Regions from separate parts of the Homo sapiens genome. Here regions 1 and 3 are each linked to region 2. A link is a contact called in ENCODE Hi-C or POLR2A ChIA-PET data. All regions are on one chromosome and are shown on one strand. Each heading gives the region's core, a stretch centred on a gene start or an enhancer-like site at or near the end of the contact. The rest is flanking DNA. Distances are from core to core; before and after follow the strand shown.

Region 1 (2,877 bases), core at 152-2,651, 550 kb before region 2:
ACTTTGGAAGGAGGATCATTTGGGTCCAGGAGTTCAAGACCAGCCTGGGCAACATGGGGGAAACCCTGTCTCTACAAAAAAAAAAAAAAAAAAAAAAAAAAAGCTGGGCGTGGTGGTGTGCCCTGGTAGTCCTAGCTACTCAGGGTGCTTGAGGCAGGAGGATTGCTTGAGCCCAGGAGGCGCAGGATGCAGTTAACCGTGATCGCGCCACTGCACTCCAGCCTGGGCGACAGAGCAAGACTCTGTCTTGGAAAACAAACAAACAACAAATACAATAAATTAAAAAAATTAGTTGGGTGTGGTGGCACACAGCTGTAGTCCCAGCTACTCAAGAGGCTGTGGCAGGAGGATCCCTTGAGACCAGGAGTTCAAGACCAGCCTGGGCAATGTTATGAGACACGCCACCCGCCCAGTCTTTACAGAGAATAAAAAAGTTATCTGGGTGTGATGGTGCACACCTATAGTCCCAACAATTCAGGAGGCTGAGATGGGAGGATCGCTTGAGACACGGGAGTTGGAGGCTGCCGTAAGCCGAGATCGGGCTAGTACACTGCAGCTGGGGCAACAGAGTGAGACCCTGCTTCAAAAAAATAAATAAATAGGGGCCGGGCGCGGTGGCTCACGCCTGTAATCCCAGCACTTTGGGAGGGCGAGACAGGCGGATCACTTGAGTGGTCAGGAGTTCTAGACCAGCCTGGCCAACAAAAATAAGCCAAACGTGGTGGTGTGTGCTTGTAATCTCAGCTACTCGGGAGGCCAAGGCATGAGAATCACTTGAATCCGGGAGGCGGAGGCTGCAGTGAGCCGAGATCGCGCCACTGGACTGCAACCTGGGGGACAGAGCAACACTCTGTCTCAATAATTAAATAAATAATTAAAAAAATAAAGAGGCTCCTGAGAGTCAACTTATTTGCCTGAGCCACTTATTTCACACATCCCAGGACGCCTGATGAAGGGTTCTGGATTTTATTGTCTCCTGTCATCCAGGCGGGCTTCCTGGAGGAAACCGGACCGCCAGGGAGGCCGCGGCCTCGGTCCCAGAGGTCGCGCGTCGCGGGGCCGGGGGAGGTGGGGGAGAGGAGGCCGCTCTGGGGCCGATCCCGCCCGCAGCTGGGGGCCCCCGTCACGTGACCAGCCGGGCGCCCAGGTCACGTGTCGGGGCGGGGAGGGGGGGGGCTGTCGGGGGCGACGGGCGTCCGGGCAGTGGCGCGCGCGGCACGCGAGCAGCGCACGAGGAGAGGTGGCGCGGGCCGGAGCCGCGGAGGGAGGCGGCGGCGGCGGCGGCGGCGGCGGCGGCGGCGGCGGCGGCGGCGGCGGCGGCGGCGGCGGCGGCGGCGGTGGAAGGGGCGGCCCCGCGGCCCCGCGTCCGCGTCACGTGGTGCGAGGCGGGCAGCCATCTTGCTACAAACACAAACACAGAGGAGCGGCCGCCGCGGGAGCGCCAGCGCCCCCTCCCCCGCTGCTAGCCGCCGTCGCCGTCCCCGGCCCCCGCCCGCCGCGCGCCGCCCACGCCCCGGGACCGGACCCTCGCGCCGCCCGCGGTAAGCGCCCAGTGGCCCCGCGGCCCCCGGCCCGCAGCCCAGCCCCGGGGCAGGCCCGCCCCCGACGCCGCGGCGGCCGCGCCGAGCCCGCGAGCTAGAGAAGCGCCGGAGCCAGCGCGCGGGCCGCCAGCGAGGACCCTCCCCCGTCTCCTCCCCGAGGCCGCCGCAGCCCGGTGCGTCCTCCCGCTCTCCCGCCCGCTCCGGCCCATCCCCGCCGCCGGGACCCTCCCCCAGAGCCGGCCAGCCTCGGGGAGGCCCCGGGAGGCCGGCGCCCGGCTTAGGGGGCGACCGCTCGCCCCCCTCGCACCTGGCGCCCCTCCCTGAAGGGCACGCCGTCCTCCCGGGCCGGCGCGCTGCCTTCCACCCCCGCGCTCCTAACGGTCGCCCCCGGGCCCCTGCCAAGCCCTGCCCTGGGCCGCCTGGGGGCCCCCGACCCTAGCGTCCTAGGGTGGCCGGGCCCCGCGCTTCCCGGAGTTCTCCCCAGCGCGCCTTTGGGTTCCCCTCGGAACGAGCTGGGCCTTGCGGTTCCCCAGGTCCAAGCGTTCCACGACTTTGGCCAACATGGAAGCCTTGCCCTCCACCCAGGCACCTCGCCTGGGTCCTCCTCACCTCTGTTTCCTTTCGCTCCGGCGATCTTAGTGCTGGGTCATTGGGGTCTCCTTCTTCCCAGTTGCTCGGCCGCGGGAAATACCTTCCTTAGCAGAGACTGCTTGTCCTCCCCGTCCCAGGCCAGGCCCTTCTCAGCTCATGCCCCTCCGTGCAGCAGCTCCCTGGCCACAGCTCTCACACTTTGCCTTAAAAAAAAAAAAAAACAAAAAAATTTCCGAGTAACTTTTTAAAAGCCCCTCGTCTCTCTTCTCTGTTATACAGTCATTACTCGCATTCCCGGTCAGACTCCAGGTCTGTTGCATCCTAGTGCTAGGAACTAGGAGATGCTACATAAAGACTTGTTAGCTGGATTGGATTTTTTTTTTCCAGCCACCCAAGCCTTACTTCCCTCCTGCCTCTCAAAGTGTCGTTCTGGAAGATCGTCAGCTTTCCCACCCTCTTGTGCACTGCCTCTTCGAGTCTATATAGAAGTTTCAATTTAGAACCCCGCCAACCCCTCGCCTTTGGCATGGAAACACCATCGGTGGTACCAGTAAGGGTCTCTCCTTTGCTGCCGACATGGGGGATTTGGGGTTCTTTCTCCTTCCCATCTTTCCTGTGCCCTTTGCAGACCTAGGCTAGCCACCCTCCACCAGGCTAGCCAGCTCCAATCTGATTTTCTTAGATTGTAGGTCTTGGTCCCCCAGCGGTCTGTCGTGCCATTGGGAAGGATTTGAGGGTAGACCTG
Region 2 (2,903 bases), core at 313-2,812:
TCAGCATAAACTTACCATCAGTTCAGATAGGTTAGTGCCACACACCTGCAAATAAGTCCTCCCCCACTGTAAATACTCTCCTTTAAGGTGGGCTGAATTCCTACCTCCCGGAAAGTTAGTTACCTTGTCATAACATGTTGAATTTTTAATATCCTGGATTCCCTCAATAGTCTTTACCACCTGTATTGTTTTCAACCCTTAACCTTAAGCTTTGTCTCTACCTAAGTCAAAAACATCTGGAGACTTAACACTATACAGTACTATGGAACAAAATACAAATGCCTCTTTAAGAAATACCAAATAAAGGCCAGACGTGGTGGCTCACGCCTGTAATCTAGAGACCTAACACCATACAGTACTATGGAACAAAATACAAATGCCTTTTTAAGAAATACCAAATAAAGGCCAGGCATGTTGGCTCACGCCTGTAATCCCAGCACTTTGGGAGGCTGAGGCAGGTGGATCACCTGAGGTCAGGAGTTTGAGACCAGCCTGGCTAACACGGTGAAACCCCGTTTCTACTAAAAATACAAAAAATTAGCAGAGCATGGTGGCACGTGCCTATAATCCCAGCTACTCGGGAGGCTGAGGCAGGAGAATCGCTTGAACCCCGGAGGCGGAGGTTGCAGTGAGCCGAGGTCGCACCACTGCACTCCAGCTTGGGCAACAAGAACGAAACTCAGTCTCAAAAACTATAAATAAATAAATCGCAGCCGTTAGGAGACTAAGATTCCACAGACTGATTACTGAAAGTAATTGCAAAAACTGCAAATACTTTTGTACCAACCTAATAGATGCCAGGCAGGAAACCAGATAAAAGCCGAGAAAAGAAGGGCCAATATTAGAAGGGGTTACCGGGCTGTGTGCACTAAGGGACCCCCTCCCTTTCCCAGAACGCACCGCCAGCACTGCACCTTCACTCAGTACCAGGTAGCCGAGCTGGTCTGGGATTCGCTCCAGCCCCTGGGTCAGCGCAGAAGTCTAGTGGGTAAAGATGCAAGTCGTGAGAAGCATGCTAGAGGGATGGACGGCCCGATACCCTTCACCTGCAAACCCAAGTCTCTGGGTTGACGATGGCCCCAGGTTTTCTCATTCCCCAGCCAGGTCCCTTCCCGGCCCCCTCCCCCCTACATGGTCCTCAATACTGATCTTCCCGAGCCTCCATCTGCCCCCACTCTCGCCCCCGGGCTCCCCTGGCCTTCCACATCCCACCTTTGCTACCCCAAGGGGCCTTTGCTGCCCCACTGGCCCCTGCCCCCAGACCCTCTCTTCACCTCCCTTCGTCTCCGCCCGACCTGCAGACTACCCGCAGCCCCAGAACACCCTCCCACAGACCCCTCCCCAGCATTCTCGTCGCCATCCCTCCCATTTCCATCCCCTCTTCCTCCCCGAGCGGATAGGAGGTGAGGGTGGAGCGCAGGCCCACCAGGGGGAAACCACACAGACTGGGGAGCAGAGACGCTGAACCCCCGGCGGGTCCTCTCGCGCATGCGTCCTCACTCACCATCGCAGTCTTCGGTGCTGGGGGAGCTCCCTACCAGATAGGTAGCTTCCGGCTTCAGGCCCCGGTCACGTGCTTGCAGCCGCTGCGCTCCTCCTTCTGCTTGCGCCACTGGCCTTTAGCCCCGCCTCTAGCATGAGGATTGGACAGTGGCCACGTCGTCAGACCCAACCAGCCAGTGCGAAGCGCTGTTTCCCGGAGGCGCACGTTGATTGGTGATATCCCCTCTTTAACACCCATCTCCCCGCCCCTCAGTGCCTGAGCGAGAGGAAGACGCGGGAGCGTCCGAGGAGGGGAGGATCTGGGAGGGGCGGGAGTAGGCCGGGGTTGACCGTTTGGTCCTGGGCGCACTGTCTGGAGCCAGAGTTCCGCCTGAGCCAGGATGCCCGCTGGTGTGACCCCCCCAAATGAATCCCTTCCCAGGTTTAAGACTGGACCCAAAAACTAGAGAATAAAAGGAAATAACGTGCAATGCATGTGAAAAACTATTCAAGGCTGGGCGCCGTGGCTCACGCCTGTAATCTCAGCGCTTTGCGAGGCCGAGGACGGATCATTTCAGGGCAAGAGTTCGAGACGAGCCTGAGCAACATAGCGAGACCCTCCCCAGTCCCCCCGCTCCAACCACCTCTACAAAAAAATAAGAAAATAAGCCGGGCATGGTGCCTCACGCCAGTAATTCCAGCTACTAGGGAGGCTGATGGAGGAGAATCTCTTGAGCTCAGCAGTTGCAGAGTGCAGTGAGCTATTATGGTGCCACTGCACTCCAGCCTGGGTGCCCTTCCTCTAAAAAAAAAAGAAAAGAAAAGGAAAAAAAAGGTACTCAAATGCTACTTTTTTTTTTTTTTGAGTCGGAGTCTCACTCGGTCGCCCAGGTTGCAGTGCAATGGCGCGATCTCTGGCTCAATACAACTTCCGCCTCCCGTGTTCAAGCAATTCTCCTGCCTCAGCCTCGCGAGTAGCTGGGATTACAGGCGCCCACCACCACGCCCGGCTATTTTTGTGTTTTTAGTAGAGATAGGGTTTCACCATATTGGCCAGGCTGGTCTCAAACTCCTGACCTCGTGATCCGCCCGCCTCGGCCTCCCAAAGTGCTGGGATTACAGGCTTGAGCCACCGCGTCCGGCCCTCAAATGCTACTTTTGTGCCTACTCAAGACAGCTCTTTGTTGAAGACAAGAATTTGTTCCCGAAGTGGTTTTTTTGTCCCCAGATTCAGTCCGGGACAATGTGGTGGTAAATAGAATCCCCAGCTAGCCAATGCAGCTGCAATACTGAATATTCATTCCCTACAGGAAAAAATTAGAAACAGTACCTTGGAATGATACACACACACACACACACACACACACACACACACATCACACAATATATGTAAACATTAGAAATTTTTGTTTTAAATAATT
Region 3 (2,972 bases), core at 4-2,503, 690 kb before region 2:
CCTCCTTTACTAAAAATGCAAAAAAATTAGCCGGCGTGGTGCTACACACCTGTAATCCTAGGTACTGGGGAGGGTGAAGTGGGCAGATCGCTTGAGCCCCAGAGGCCAGGTCGCAGTGAGCCAAGATCGCGTCACTGTACACCAGCCTTGGTGACAGAGTGAGACTCTGTCTCAAAATAAATAAATAAATAATAGTATCTCCTCTGCTCAGAAGTGTCTCAGAATGCTAGGCATGGTGGCCCATGCCTGTAATGTGGCCTCTCCATCACCACATCTCTCTTCTCACCTCCTGCGCGTGCCCCACTAGGGCCTCTGGGCTGTTCCTCAGACAACTCCAGAACCTCTTTTAGGTCTTCTGGACTCAAATATTATCTTCCTAGTGAAATCTTCCCTGCGAATCCCATTTAAAATTGAACCACATGGCTGGGTGCTATACTCCCAATGCTTTGGAAGGTGGAGGCAGGAGGATCACTTGAGCCCAGGAGTGTGAGACCAGCCTGGGCAACATAGCAAGACTGTCTCCACAAAAAAATTTTACAACTTGAAATAGCCGGGTGCGGTGGCTCACGCCTGTAATCCCAGCACTTTGGGAGGCTGAGGCGGGCAGATCACGAGGTCAGGAGATCAAGACCATCCTGGCTAACATGGTGAAACCCTGTCTCTACTAAAAATACAAAAAAATTAGCCAGGCATGGTAGAGGGCGCCTGCAGTCCCAGCTACTTGGGAGGCTGAGGCAGGAGAATGGCGTGAACCCAGGAGGCTGAGCTTGCAGTGAGCGAAGATCACGCCACTGCACTCCAGCCTGGGCAACAGAGCAAGACTCTGTCTCAAAAAAAAAAAAAAAAAAAAAAAAAAATTGAAATAAATGTTTTAAAAATAAATAGATGAAATAAAATTGGCTCAGGTTTATAATCCCAACACTTTGGGAGGCCAAGTGTGGAGGATCACTTGAGGTCAAGAGTTCGAGGCTGCAATGAGGTATGACCTTGCCCATGCACTCAGCCTAGGCAACAGAGAGAGATCCTGTCTCAAAAAAAGAAAGGAAGTTAAGCTCCACGAAACAGGAGCTTCAGTTTTCTTCGCTGCTGCCCTGCGCCTGGAATAACCAAACATTCACTGTGGCTGCAGGAATCCTCCGGAATCCGCCCCACTGCACGCCAGCAGTCGGAGGCCTGGGGCGTGCTGCCCACGTGACTGACGGCCGGGAAGGAAAGATGGCGGCGACTATGATGGCTTCAGAGAGAGGGCAACCAACGAGAGGACGCCGCCCGCCAGAGCGTCCACACCGCCGCTTTTTCTGCGGTTGCGTCCTGGGAAGGCGCGAATTGTGTGGCTACGGGCGGGTCGTCCTCTCCACCATTTTTTAATGGAAAAAATAATAATTCTCAAAGACGGTTTGGTCTGACCTGCCTCCCCACCTCTTGGCATCCGCAGGATCGCAGGCGTGTAAAAGACGGGATTGTGGGACTGGGCCCAGTGACTCATGCCTGTAATCCCAGCGCTTTGCGGGGCCAAGGCCAGAGTATCTCTTGAGCCCAGGTGTTCGAGACCAGCCTGGGCAACATAGCGAGCCCCCATCTCTATTTTTAAAAATGGTGTATAGATATAGAGGAGATCGTGGGATTCAGTATCTGAGATTTTCTACCTTGGTGTCAACGCCCCTGTCAACCTATTAGGTGACCTCAGAGTGTTCCCCCAGCCCTCAATTCTAGGGATCCCAGATCCTGGAACACACACATGCCCCGTCTGCCCCTTCGGGACAAGGAGATCTAATGGCACTCTCAGAATTAGGCCTTAAATGCTAATTTCCTGGAGATCCGCCCACCTCACCCCCACCCTCCCCCACCCCATTCCTGCTGTAAACTCCCCAGGATTAAGTCTGGTGAATCTGCGCCCCCCTCCCCCAGGTCCCAGGGGCAGATGAGCCCTTGGGCACCGCCCCTCCAATTTCCTGCAGACCCAGCAAACAAAAGACTCTCGGGAAGAGAGGCGAGCTGAGCAGGGCGCCCTTCCTGCAAGAACAGCTGATGGGGCAAAACGGCCCAGGAGTGAGCCGAGGGGAGGGATGAAATTCCAGGGTTCCTGGAGGGCAGCAGTGCGAGGCTAGACCCCTGGATCCTGGGGAGGGAGGGTATCTGGGCAGCAGCTGGATGTGGAAGGCTCTGGCCAGACAGGTTGCTGGGCTGTGGCGCATGGGGTGATGTCAGCCTTAGGGAATGGAGCGGGGGGTGGGTTTTCTGAGGTTCAGGTGAGCTCTCTGGTCCCCAGGCTGGAAGAGTGGGGCCTGGGAGAGGGCTGAGGCCCTGCGTCATCTCCTCTGGGGCCCGGCCTACCTTCCCCTGGCCCGACCTGCTACCCTCGGTGCCGGCCCCACCCGGCCTGGCTTCCTGCTCCTCCCCACACACATCTTTCTGTGCCAAGCTTCCCTAACCAGCCCAAGAGCTTCTTGTCCCTTCCAGACCCCGGTATCCTGGCCTCCAGCCACAAATAGTCCTTCTTACTTTCCCTCCTAGAGCCAGCCTCCTGCCTGCCCCTGCTCCCATTCCCAGCCAGGACACAATAGTCAGGGAAGGGCCACAGTGCAGTCCAGTGGGTGCTGGGATGCTGCTGGCATGGGGGGGCTTGGCCTCATATCCTGCCAGGCTGTCAGGGGAAGAGAGGAAACAAAAGACTTCCCCCTGCTGGGACAATGAGCCTCCCACTACCTCTCCCCAACCCTCCCACTACCCTGTACCTTTCCACTCCACTCCCTGAACAGTCGTTCTTAGCTCTGGCCCCAGCCCCTTAGCCTCTCTCTCCTCCACCTCCATGCCCTTTGGCATCCCTGGCCTCTGCTACAAGCTCTGCCCTTCTCTCATTCTTATCAGCTCACTGATGCTCACTGCCATTTCTAGCTATTTCTCTCAGCCTCTTGCTATTCCAACAGCACTCAAGAGCCCTTCCTCTATCCCCAGCACTAGGGAGGGGAGCA

The links. Hi-C counts contacts between places; a loop is a spot of excess contacts on that map. ChIA-PET counts read pairs that join two places held with the same protein, here RNA polymerase II (POLR2A). Pooled maps may share reads with other maps.
Region 1: a loop to region 2 is called in a map of ovary, with 10 times the contacts of the local background. The contact joins the promoter of GIGYF1 here to the promoter of LAMTOR4 in region 2. A Hi-C loop is called at or near these places in 2 of 168 maps with a recorded cell type or tissue (ascending aorta and ovary) and 8 of 50 pooled maps. POLR2A ChIA-PET finds 5 or more read pairs at or near these places in 4 of 52 experiments (GM12878, OCI-LY7, activated B cell and 1 more).
Region 3: a pooled map shows a loop between it and region 2 (5-fold over the local background). The contact joins the enhancer-like site here to the promoter of LAMTOR4 in region 2. A Hi-C loop is called at or near these places in 2 of 50 pooled maps. POLR2A ChIA-PET finds 5 or more read pairs at or near these places in 3 of 52 experiments (H1, PC-9 and activated T-cell).

What each region holds. Positions count from the first base shown.
Region 1 is chr7:100,692,774-100,695,650 of GRCh38, reverse strand. GIGYF1 (GRB10 interacting GYF protein 1) reads left to right here and starts at 1,401. Exons shown (of 27, transcript NM_001375765.1): 1 at 1,401-1,541. RefSeq lists an enhancer at 1-295, silencers at 983-1,142, 1,583-1,682, 1,853-1,972 and a cis regulatory region at 834-2,327.
Region 2 is chr7:100,147,577-100,150,479 of GRCh38, reverse strand. It overlaps LAMTOR4 (late endosomal/lysosomal adaptor, MAPK and MTOR activator 4), which reads right to left and starts at 1,562. Exons shown (of 4, transcript NM_001008395.4): 1 at 1,505-1,562; 2 at 901-981. The coding sequence starts at 1,507. RefSeq lists silencers at 993-1,082, 1,093-1,182 and enhancers at 722-1,334, 1,483-1,592, 1,863-1,922, 1,947-2,559.
Region 3 is chr7:100,835,737-100,838,708 of GRCh38, reverse strand. It overlaps SLC12A9-AS1 (SLC12A9 antisense RNA 1), which reads left to right. Exons shown (of 2, transcript NR_146550.1): 2 at 1,130-1,395. It also overlaps a transcript of SLC12A9 not described here. Among named protein-coding and RNA genes, the nearest start is that of EPHB4, 9.7 kb to the right of the region's middle. RefSeq lists enhancers at 1,076-1,155, 1,166-1,215, 673-1,592, 1,593-2,512, 2,513-2,972. Within about 2 kb of position 1,253, at least 32 of the 41 ENCODE cell types and tissues checked have a DNase peak (open chromatin) inside an H3K27ac peak, as active enhancers do.